Linked DNA regions of Homo sapiens: regions 2 and 3 are each linked to region 1. The links are chromatin contacts, found by Hi-C in ENCODE. All regions are on one chromosome and are shown on one strand. Each heading gives the region's core, a stretch centred on a gene start or an enhancer-like site at or near the end of the contact. The rest is flanking DNA. Distances are from core to core; before and after follow the strand shown. Region 1 holds the start of VRK1 (VRK serine/threonine kinase 1). Region 2 holds the start of CCDC85C (coiled-coil domain containing 85C). Region 3 overlaps ASB2 (ankyrin repeat and SOCS box containing 2).

Region 1 (3,877 bases), core at 1,277-3,776:
AAACACTACAATAGCAATAGACTTTGCACCTAGCACAATTCCTTGTAAATAGGGGGCACGTGATCTCTGCTGAATAAATGAGTCCATTTCTCCTTACTCCGAAAAATAACCCTGGCAAGCATGTAAAATATCCTACCAGTCTGAAAAATATTCTCCAGTCCTATTCAGCTACCAATCCATTCTCAGAACCCATCAAGAGCAATTTTCATGAAAGCCTCACTCACACGCACAAAGAGGCAGCATTTAATTCCCATTAGGCTCACTGCCTGATCTACGGAGATATAAGCATTTGCACATTTGCATAAATTCAGGAGACATCCTTCATTTGATATAAGGTAAATCTTAAAGCTTCGCTTCATTTCCAAATAAGTTTTATTTTTCAAATCAAAAATATTTTTAAAGTTTTATTTTTCAAATCATAATCCTAATCATAGTACATTATATCTTATTAGGGATGCTTTTAAGAAAAAAAAATATAGCTGTCAAAATTAAAATCTTGTTTTTTCATTTCTAGACATCTGGGACATTTCACTTATATATTTATTATTATTTCACATTAGTTCTCAAAGTTAAAAAAAAAAGCTGGCCTATTTCCTTTAAGAAATTTAATTTTAGGGTCTGTCAACATTTTGAATGCATTACTGTTATTTTTAAAATACACACTTGCATACTGGAATAAAACTTAGCATAAGCTTTCCATATAACCATTTCCTGGGCACTTACTAACTTACTATATGCCAGGCTCTATGCTTAACACATTACTCCATTATCTCATTTGTTTAACAAATATCCTCTCATAATTTTTGCAGCACTGAACATAACAAGAAGACATTGCACTATAAAACTGGTATTTGTACTGGATACCAGAACTAAATTGACAGTAACGCCTAACACAAGTTTATTGTTATTAAATTCAAGTTGTGTTACTGTATTAACACAGAATCTGATCAGCAATGTTGAGATGTAGAGAATACCATCTGTGGTAGCATCAACAGAGAAAGCTATTATTAAGTGACTACTTAAGTTACATTCCCTTCTATAGGTAACAGATGAACATAATCTTATCTACCCAGAAATTTAATTCCAATCACTACATGCCATTTTGAAGAACATAAACGTAACCTACATAAAATGACTATATAAAGAACCCTTGCTTCCTTCTGAAAATGCTTCAAAATTCTAGATTAAATTCTCCCCCAAAGTATCATGCTCAGCATGTCATAAAGAAAGGTGCCTTTATTGTCAACTCTTGAAAATAAATGCTGCCCTACTTTTTTTTACTCTTGAATTTCAGTCTCAACAGATGGGCAATTCCAGTTTAAAAAAAAAGAAGAAGAAAAGAAAAACACACACACAATAATTAATGAAGTTCTTCAACAGTTCCCTAAAACCAACATCCTCCCAATAGCAAATTGTATTTCCAAGTTGTTCCAAGAAAGGGACACAGGAAAGGGAAGGGAAGAGTCTATACAAAGGAAAACAAAAATGAGTGACTTGAAAGAAAGGACATCAGAAAAATGGGTGGCCTCAACAGGAACCTATAGTGTCTGACTCTGCTGCTGTCTGTCGAATTTAATTCTACCACCTAAGAGTTTTGAGACGAGAACCACAATACTATTTCGGTGGTAGGAAAAACTATGCGTTGCCCCTGAATGGAGCTGCAACAGTAAAGGATGCCACCCTGCCAGGTAAGGACAGAATGAGGAGGAACTGTCAAACGGTTATGAAAGTCCCTTGCAAAACACACAAGCGGCTCTAACTGCCTTGCACCAGACAGACCCTCAAGTACAGGATCACGGGGCCTCCCCGCGATGTGACAGGGAAATAACGGGCGGCCTCGCGGTCCCCAGGCCTGGCTGCTATCCTCAGGGGTCGGCCTCCCCTCTCAGGTCTCAAGTCAAAGGTCACATCCTCTGAGATGCCCTCCCGGATCACCTAACCTAAAGAGCCTCGCCCCCATTCCTCTAGCCCGCAACTGCCTGTCCCGTTTCTAAGAAAGCATTTCCGTATCCGCAAAACATCGCAGCTGCGTGTGTTGTTTCCCTTCTACAGAGTGAGCTCTGCGGGGCAGGGGCCTCGCCTGCGCTGTTCACCCGGAGCCCCGCCTGACAGAACCGGCTTCCCGGTGAGGCCCGAGGCGGCGTTTGCGAGCTCGGCCGCGACACCACGCGCGTCCAGAACGTGGAGCTCAGATGGGGGCCGGCCTGGCCAGTCCAGGCATCCCCGGGGGCGCCTGCGGGGCCTGAACGAGACAAGGAAGGAGCGGACGCCCGCGCAGGCGGAAGCCACGCGGCGGAGCGCGGTCCCGCGGGGCGACCGAGGCTGACGGCGACTCCCGCACCCCGGTGGACCCACAGGCCGCCCGGAAGGCCCAGTGCCGGCCCCAGCCCCGGCCGCCCGCCTCCGCGCCCCCGGCTCGGCGCGCGAGTCCTCGAGCCGTGTCGCCTGCGGCCTCCCTACCCTAAGCCGCAGACCCGTCGCGTTCTGCCCAGTACGAACTTCCCGCCGCTTTCGCCGACTCGTAACTCGGCAGCGGCGCCGGCCCCTTCGCACCCTGCAGTATGGAGCCTTCCCATTGGCTCGGAGGCGACGAGGAGGGGCGGGACGAGTGGTAACGCGAGGCGCGGGGCGGAGGCTACGCTAGCCCCGCGCCTCCCCGGGAATGCCGGGAGCTGTGGTCCAGCGCTCCCAAGGCATCCTGGGAGTTGGAGTCTCTTAGCGGCAAAGGGAGATCCCCGTCCTTCTGCTCCCTGGTCTTCTAGGAAATGTGGTTTACAGCCTTGTTCGTAGTAGCTTGATTTATTAAGTGTATTGGCAGAGAGTTGGGTGTAAAATAAGTTTCCTGTTTCTGTTAGGATTAAATGAAATAATCTATAGGCAGTACTTTAAACTTAGTTGGTGCTCAATAAATAGCAGATAGTGTTAGTATTATTCTGCCCACTCATTGATATGTGTCTAAATCCTACCTGTTTTTCGAAGCCTATTTCAAAGCATATCTCAATGTCTACCTAATCATCTATAGTGTTTCATCTGTAATCAACGTATGCCACAGTTTGCATTGTGTTTATTATTTATTTTTATTTATTTATTTTTTTGAGACGGAGTCTCACTCTGTCGCCCAGGCTGGAGTACAGTGGCACAGTCTCGGCTCACTGCAAGCTCCGTCTCCCGGGTTCACGCCATTCTCCTGCCTCAGCCTCCCGAGTAGCTGGGACTACAGGCGCTCGCCATCACGCCCAGCTAATTTTTTTCTGTTTTTAGTAGAGACGGGGTTTCACCGTGTTAGCCAGGATGGTCTCGATCTCCTGACCTTGTGATCCGCCCGCCTTGGCCTCGCCAAGTGCTGGGATTACAGGCGTGAGCCACCGCGCCCGGCCGCATTGTGTTTATTATAATCAGCTAAGTCTCCATCACCCATGAGGCTGAGAGCTTATTGGGCACTGGGTCATTGTTCTAGGTCAAAATCACTGAAGTCACAGGCAGAGGGAGATTAACAATGAAGCCAATGAAGCGTAAGCTTCAGGACCTCACTTGCGCAGGTCCCTCAATGAGTTTACATAGCTTTGGGGGTTTATTTGTCGATTTTACTTTTCTTTTTCTTTTTTTTAAAGATATAGTCTCACTTTGTCACCCAGGCTGCAATGCATTGGCGCGATCTCGGTTCACTGCAGCCACGACCTCCTGGGCTCAAGCAATCCTCCCACCTCAACCCTCCGAGTAGCTGGGATTACACGCACAGGCCACCACTTCTGGCTAATTTTTGTATTTTTTGTAGAGACAGGGTTTGACCATGTTGCCCAGGCTGGTCTTGAACTCCTGAGCTCAAACAATCCACCCCGCCTCAGCCTCCCAAAGTGCTAGAATTACAGGCATGAGC
Region 2 (3,428 bases), core at 1-2,500, 2.8 Mb before region 1:
CGTGGGCCGCTCACTGTCGCGTGCGCGGATTTGATCTCGTTGCAGGTTCCGGGGGAGGGACCCCCCCCCGCCCCGCCCCGCCCCGCCTGCTGGCGGTAGACGCGCCGTAAATGCGCTTTGGGGACCGGAGGATAACGAGACAGACTTACAGGCAGTGGGAAGCCCGGGGGTCCCGCGAGGCCGCCGGTGGGGAGTTCTGTGGCCGGCTCGGCGCCCCCGGACCCCGGCGTTCAGGCCCCAGTGGGAGACCTTCCCACCCTTCCCAGTGGTTTCCACCCCGCGAATTGCAGATTATCTCCCGAATCCCAGGGATTTAGCGGTCGAGTGAGCGGAGGTGGAGCGGGGCTCCGAGCGCCGCTCCGGGCAGGGGGCAGGTTCCCGGAGCTCTCGCCCCATCGGGGCAGAGAGTACTGACCGCGCTGCGGGACGCGGCTGGCAAGGCCCTGGCCCTGCAGGGGCGCGGACGCCAGCGTTTAGCTCAGCCCTGGGCTAGGAGTGGAGACGCAGCCCCGCCGCGTGCTCCGGCAGGGGACCCGGGTGGGGACGGGGGCGGAGGAGCCTGGGGGCAGGGAAGGGGACAAAGAGCCGCCCTGCTGCGGGGAAGAGCGACCCCCATGTCACAGTCCTATTGTTCGCTGTGTCTCCGACTGCCCTGAACTCTGGTGCCCCCGGGAGGGAGAAGGGGCGCCGTCGCCCGGATCGTGGGTATTTGTTTATCTGGGGAGAGGGAAGAGGACCGGGGACGCGGGCCGGGGAGGGGGCTCGACTGCTATTTTCGCGCGTCGCCTTTAAGGGAAGCCCGGCCCTACCTTTCCCACCGTCCCCCTCCCCGCAGCCGTACCTGCATTTTAAAAGCGCCCTGTAGCCCTGGGATTGGCTAAGGCCGCGTCCTCCGGGCGCAGAAACTTGAACCGCCGGGAGCCGGCCGCGGGCGGGGGTCGGAAACCCCGCGGATGGACCGTACCACCGCCGCAGCTTCCCCCGCGCGCGCCCCGCCCCTCCCGCACACCCCCGGAGCGGCCCAATCGCCCGGCCGGGAGGGCGGGACCGCGGCCGGAACGCGCCTCTGAGAGGGCACTGGACGGGCGGGCGCACCGCGCAGGGGGACGGCGGGGGCCGCGCCTCTGCTCCCCAGTCGCCCTCGGGGGCGGGGCCGGGCCTCGGAGACCCGCCCACTCTCCGCCCGGGGTGGGCGGGGCGGCGGGGGCTCCGGGAGCTGGGCCGGGGGCGGGCCTCCGCCTGCTTCTCCAGAACCCTGAGAGCGCCCGGCACCGCGGCCGCCGACGCAGCAGCCGCCTCCGCTCGTCAACCCCGAGGCGCGCGGGCTCCCGGGCGGCCCCGGCGGGCGCGGCGAGAGGACGCGCCAGGCGGCGCGGGGCGGGCCGCACGCGCCCCCGGCCGCCCCCCGCCCGCGCGCGGACCGGCCCAGCGGAGCCCCGGCGCGGGGAAGCGCCGGCCGGGCGAGGGCGAGGGCGATGCCGCGGTGACGGCCCCGCCATGGCTAAGCCCGCGGCGACGGCGGCGGCGGCGTCGGAGGAGCTGAGCCAGGTGCCGGACGAGGAGCTGCTGCGCTGGAGCAAGGAGGAGCTGGCGCGGCGGCTGCGGCGCGCCGAGGGCGAGAAGGTGGGCCTCATGCTGGAGCACGGCGGCCTGATGCGCGACGTGAACCGGCGGCTGCAGCAGCACCTGCTGGAGATCCGCGGCCTCAAGGACGTGAACCAGCGGCTGCAGGACGACAACCAGGAGCTGCGCGAGCTCTGCTGCTTCCTCGACGACGACCGGCAGAAGGGGCGCAAGCTGGCGCGCGAGTGGCAGCGCTTCGGGCGCCACGCGGCCGGCGCCGTGTGGCACGAGGTGGCCCGCTCGCAGCAGAAGCTGCGCGAGCTCGAGGCGCGCCAGGAGGCCCTGCTGCGCGAGAACCTGGAGCTCAAGGAGCTGGTGCTGCTGCTGGACGAGGAGCGCGCGGCACTGGCGGCGACGGGGGCCGCAAGCGGTGGCGGCGGCGGCGGGGGCGGCGCCGGCTCCCGCAGCTCCATCGACAGCCAGGCCAGCCTGAGCGGGCCGCTGTCGGGTGGCGCGCCCGGCGCGGGGGCCCGCGACGTGGGCGACGGCAGCAGTACGTCCAGCGCGGGCAGCGGCGGCAGCCCCGACCACCACCACCACGTCCCACCCCCGCTGCTGCCCCCCGGGCCGCACAAGGCCCCCGACGGCAAGGCAGGAGCCACACGTCGGTCCCTGGACGACTTGTCGGCGCCGCCGCACCACCGCAGCATCCCCAACGGCCTGCACGGTAAGGACTACACGGGCCGGGCAGCGCGGGTCTCCCTGGCTGCAGCCCTTTTCCCAGGCTGCGGCGAGAGGAGGTGGTCCCTGGCTGTCCCACTCATGCGGCCGCCACTCCAGACTCCTCCAGCTGTCATGGATCCTGGGCCAGGGGATCCCGCACTCACCCAAAGTGGGGCTTTGGGCGGTGGTGGGCCGGTTCAGTGGTGGAGCGTCTTTTTGTCCAGCTCAGAACCTGCTGCCGGTCCGGTCCCAGAAAAGTTTCTAGCGGGTGTAGTTGCCAAAATTAGGGTCTGTCACTGCTGGGCTGGCGGTGGGCGCCTCATCCCAGCCTTGGAAATCCTTGCCTAGTAGCGGGAAGTTCTAAACAGCAAAGGATACAAGGCCCCTTGAGCGCAAGTGAATTTCCCCTCTTGCAGCAACAGGTGTCCTCCAAACCAAGCAGCGTCCACGTGTGTGCGGTGGCTGGAGTTCTGCAGTGGGGTGTGGGGATTGGGAAGGTGCACAGGCAGCCGCTTGAGACCCAGAGGCAGTTGGGGAGAGGCCTGGGGCTCAGAGCCTTTCTTGTTTGCCATAAATTCCGCCCTTCTAGTCCTGGGACCTTTCTCAGCCGAGACTCTAAGACTTTCCCGAGGGAGATGTATTTGGAACGGATTCTAGCTTTTCTCCTCTGTGTGCCTCAGTTTCTTTGTCTGTGAAATGGAGATGATGACCTCTGCCTCGTGGGTTTGAGGTGGAGATAAACCTTCTGAAGGGATTTATAAACTGTTGATCGCCTTACAGGAAGTGCCGTGGTCATCCGTGACCAGGGTGTGGGTGGGAGGAACTTTGGCCTCTGTCAGCTTCTGTCTTCTACGCCCATGTTACTGCTGCGCCCAGTGCAGAGGGTGGCCCCAGCTTGGGGCTGTGGGAGCTTGCAGCCTGCTCCCTCTCCCAGCCCCCTGCTCAGCCCTTCTGCTCCCTGCCAGCTTTCTCCTCCTCGCTGGTGGATCCGGGGCCTCCCTGTTCTTCCACGTTTTTTGGTAGCTTGGCTTCCAGTTCTGCTGGTAGTTGCAACTGCCTGAACTTTTTGCCTGAAGGTGGAGAATGAACAGCTCTTTCTGGTTCCCTTTAAAGCCTTTCCTAATTCAGAGAAAGTGTGTCTA
Region 3 (3,385 bases), core at 862-3,361, 2.8 Mb after region 1:
GGATGGATAGGAGGATAGATGGAGGGTGGTTGAGTGGGTAGTTGGATAGTTGAATATATGTATAGAGGGGTGGATGGATGGGAAGGTAGATAATATATAGCTCGGTGGGTAGATGGATGTATGGGAGGATGCATAAATGGATGGATGGTGAGATGGGCTGGTGGGTAAATGAATAGATGAGTGGATGGATGGATGGATATATAGATGGATAGGTGGTTAGGTGGGTCATGTGACCAATGAATAAATTTAGAAATGAATGTGTTACTGTCAGTGAAATGCATACCCTTCCCTGAGGGTAAATATAGCTATCCTGCAAAACTGTTCGTGACCAGGATGGTTTTGGTTTCCTCACAGGGTTTTCTGATTTGCTGTTCCCTCCTCCCCACTGGGTGTCTGTTCTGGAGGCCAGGGTGAGAGGTGGAGGAGGATGGCCACGCAGATCAGCACTCGGGGCAGCCAGTGTACCATTGGGCAGGAGGAGTACAGCCTGTACAGCAGCCTGAGCGAGGATGAACTGGTGCAGATGGCCATCGAGCAGAGCCTAGCGGACAAGACAAGGGGCCCAACCACTGCTGAGGCCACCGCGTCTGCATGTACCAACCGCCAACCTGCCCATTTCTACCCATGGACCAGGTGAGCAAGGCGAGGCTGATGAGGGAAGTGGGGCCATCCAGGACATCCACAGACTGTAGATCCCTAATGCTGTTAATCCAAAACCACGGTATCCTGGTCTCTAGGTTGCTTTTCACACCTTTCCCATTTACATTTGTTATCTGAACTTACCAAGCTCTGGCTGTGCCAGGTACTGAAGTGGGTGCTATACACACTCTGCCTCCTTTCATCCGCTTAAGGACCCTCTCAGTGGGCTCTGGGTTATAGACCCATTTAAAAGAGGAGACTGAAGCTCAGGGCTGAAAAAGAGGCCCGAGGTCACATAGCCAGTAGATAATGCTGCCGAGATCAGAGCTGCCTGGCTCCCTATCTTACAACACAGCCTCCCTTGAAAAACATATCTGGTGAGCAAGGGATGTCTGCCCAGCAGAGCCATCCTGTCTCCTTCTTCTGGCTCCCCACTCTCAGCCCCACCTCATCCTCTCAGTCACAGGACTTTCTAAAGCAGCGCCATCCAGATATGACACCACCCACAACTGCAATGCACGGATGCAATTTTAAAGGTTCCAACAGCCAAAAAAGTAAAGAGAAACAGGTGAAATTAATTTTCATTGATAGTTCACATCTGAAGTATCACCATTTCCACCAAGAGACTTATATTTCCATCAATATAAAATTATGAATCAGATTGTTACCATTTCTTTTTGCCCATCAAGTCTTTGAAATCCAGTGTGTATTTTACACTCACAGCCCATCTTGATTCAGACTGGCCACGTTTCAAGCGCTCCCTAGCACATGTGGCCAATGACTACCTTATCAGACGGTGCAGATCTAGACGACACCTCCTTTGTAGGAGGTGGGAGCTAGAGAGGTGATTAAGCAGAGCGGTGATTGATCTCAAAATGCATTTGGAAAAGACCTCTATAAGCCATAAAATTGCTTTTGCTCCTCACCCCCGTCCCCAGCCAAGGTCAAGTGTGTTTGGGCATGAATGGCAGGGCATGGGAATTGCTGTGACAATTGTGTTGGTGTTACTTTGAGGCATAGGCCACAAATCTCATTGTGTACAGCAGCCAGCTGGCTCCCTGCGTGACCTCAGGCAAGTCACTTAACCTCTGAAAACCTCAGCTTCCTTCTCAAATAACAACAACAACAAACAGACTTTTTCCGATGTGCAGTCACAGTTGACAGGGGATGAAGGTGGGTGATGGTGCATCTCAGCCCTGTCCCCTAAGTGACTTTGCCCTTGCCGAGGCTGGACCATCTCTGTCAGGCTGGCTGGGCAGAGGCCCAGAGCTGAGGAGCCCCTTTTAAAGGGGAAGGCAGGCAGCTACTTTGGGCAGCCGGAAAGAGTACGAAGACTCCAGGTTACTAAGCTGCCCCCGAGGACGTTCCATTCTGAAACCCAATCTGAGAAACAGAAACCTGAAGCCAAGGACTGGGTTCATCTTGGCTCATGCTCAAGGTGGCCCTGGTTCCTGTTCTGGCCGGTTCAGCGGAAGACAGGCCACAAGTTCCTCTTCCTCAGGAGGGGGTCAGATAGAGATAGGGCATCCTTCCTCTGAAGACAGGGCCTGCTGCATGAAGCCAGCACGTCCCCTCAGGTGTCTGCAGCCTTCTCCCCAGCATAGGAGCCCCCTCAGGAGTCCCAGGGATGCTTGGACACATTAGAAAGAAGTGGGCCCTCGGCATCCAGACCCTGACTCTGCCTTCATCTGGAGGGTAAGGAAATGGAGGCCCACAGTGGGCCATGAACATTTATTCAGCTTCCTGCGGAAAAAGCTCTCCTAGAGAATTGAGACCATTTCTCCCAGGTCGAGCAGCCCTCATCTGAGGTCCAGCCCCACAAGCAATATAGCAGAGGAGGGTCAACCTGCATCTTGTTACTCTAGGAGTGACCTGAAACCTCCTAGGTTCGGTTCTGCGCCTTCGCCTCTGGAAGGAGGCTGGGCTTGGGCCCTGCTGGGAAGAAAAACCCCTTAGATAGAATGTTTAGGCGGATCACGAGGTCGGGAGATCGAGACCATCCCGGCTAAAACGGTGAAACCCCGTCTCTACTAAAAATACAAAAAATTAGCCGGGCGTAGTGGCGGGCGCCTGTAGTCCCAGCTACTTGGGAAGCTGAGGCAGGAGAATGGTGTGAACCCGGGAGGCGGAGCTTGCAGTGAGCCGAGATCCCGCCACTGCACTCCAGCCTGGGCGACAGAGCGAGACTCCATCTCAAAAAAAAAAAAAAAAAAAAAAAAAGAATGTTTAATGAAATTCTTCTCCCCCCAAATGCACATTGAGCACCTCCCATGTGCCTGCCACACATTAATTCACTTAATGTTTACAAAAGCCACCCAAAGTGGATTGCTTCTGTGCCCATTTTACAGACGACAAAACATGCCCACAGCAGGGCCAGGCATGGAACCAAAGTCTGTCCCGCTCTGAAGTTCAGACACTTCACCAGGCTCTGCTGATGCTGTGAAGGCCTCTGTTTCCTTCCCCTACCCCACCTTGAGGTGAAGTTTTGACCTCATTACGTCCGTCTCCCACTCACAGAGGCCCAGGGTCCCCAAATTCACACGGCACACACGCACTTGTGCCCTCACACCCAGACACGCATTACAGTGGATGCAGGACCCGAGACAGTCCTTGTTCACTTTTATCTGTCCAAATAAATTCACAGCAAGTTTAGCAATAGGATGTCACCCTTGTCCCCAGGCAATCCACATAGCAGCTCCTTCTCATCTTCAGGTCTGAGATTAAGCATCACCTCCTCAGCCAGTCC

What was found. Hi-C counts contacts between places; a loop is a spot of excess contacts on that map. Pooled maps may share reads with other maps.
Region 2: a map of CD8-positive, alpha-beta T cell shows a loop between it and region 1 (4-fold over the local background). The contact joins the promoter of CCDC85C here to the promoter of VRK1 in region 1. A Hi-C loop is called at or near these places in 2 of 168 maps with a recorded cell type or tissue (CD8-positive, alpha-beta T cell and naive thymus-derived CD4-positive, alpha-beta T cell), 1 of 37 single-sample maps with no recorded cell type and 7 of 50 pooled maps.
Region 3: a loop to region 1 is called in a map with no recorded cell type, with 30 times the contacts of the local background. The contact joins the enhancer-like site here to the promoter of VRK1 in region 1. A Hi-C loop is called at or near these places in 2 of 37 single-sample maps with no recorded cell type and 2 of 50 pooled maps.

Annotation. Positions count from the first base shown.
Region 1 is chr14:96,796,031-96,799,907 of GRCh38, reverse strand. It overlaps VRK1 (VRK serine/threonine kinase 1), which reads right to left and starts at 2,526. Exons shown (of 13, transcript NM_003384.3): 1 at 2,461-2,526. RefSeq lists an enhancer at 1,669-2,200 and silencers at 2,145-2,434, 2,445-2,644.
Region 2 is chr14:99,602,029-99,605,456 of GRCh38, reverse strand. It overlaps CCDC85C (coiled-coil domain containing 85C), which reads left to right and starts at 1,250. Exons shown (of 6, transcript NM_001144995.2): 1 at 1,250-2,290. The coding sequence starts at 1,498. It also overlaps a transcript of HHIPL1 not described here. RefSeq lists silencers at 46-195, 376-445, 506-645, 786-1,315 and enhancers at 1,576-1,695, 2,402-3,055.
Region 3 is chr14:93,961,582-93,964,966 of GRCh38, reverse strand. ASB2 (ankyrin repeat and SOCS box containing 2) reads left to right here. Exons shown (of 10, transcript NM_001202429.2): 2 at 355-633. The coding sequence starts at 428. Among named protein-coding and RNA genes, the nearest start is that of ASB2, 13 kb to the left of the region's middle. RefSeq lists enhancers at 1,484-1,984, 1,985-2,485. Within about 2 kb of position 2,111, at least 17 of the 41 ENCODE cell types and tissues checked have a DNase peak (open chromatin) inside an H3K27ac peak, as active enhancers do.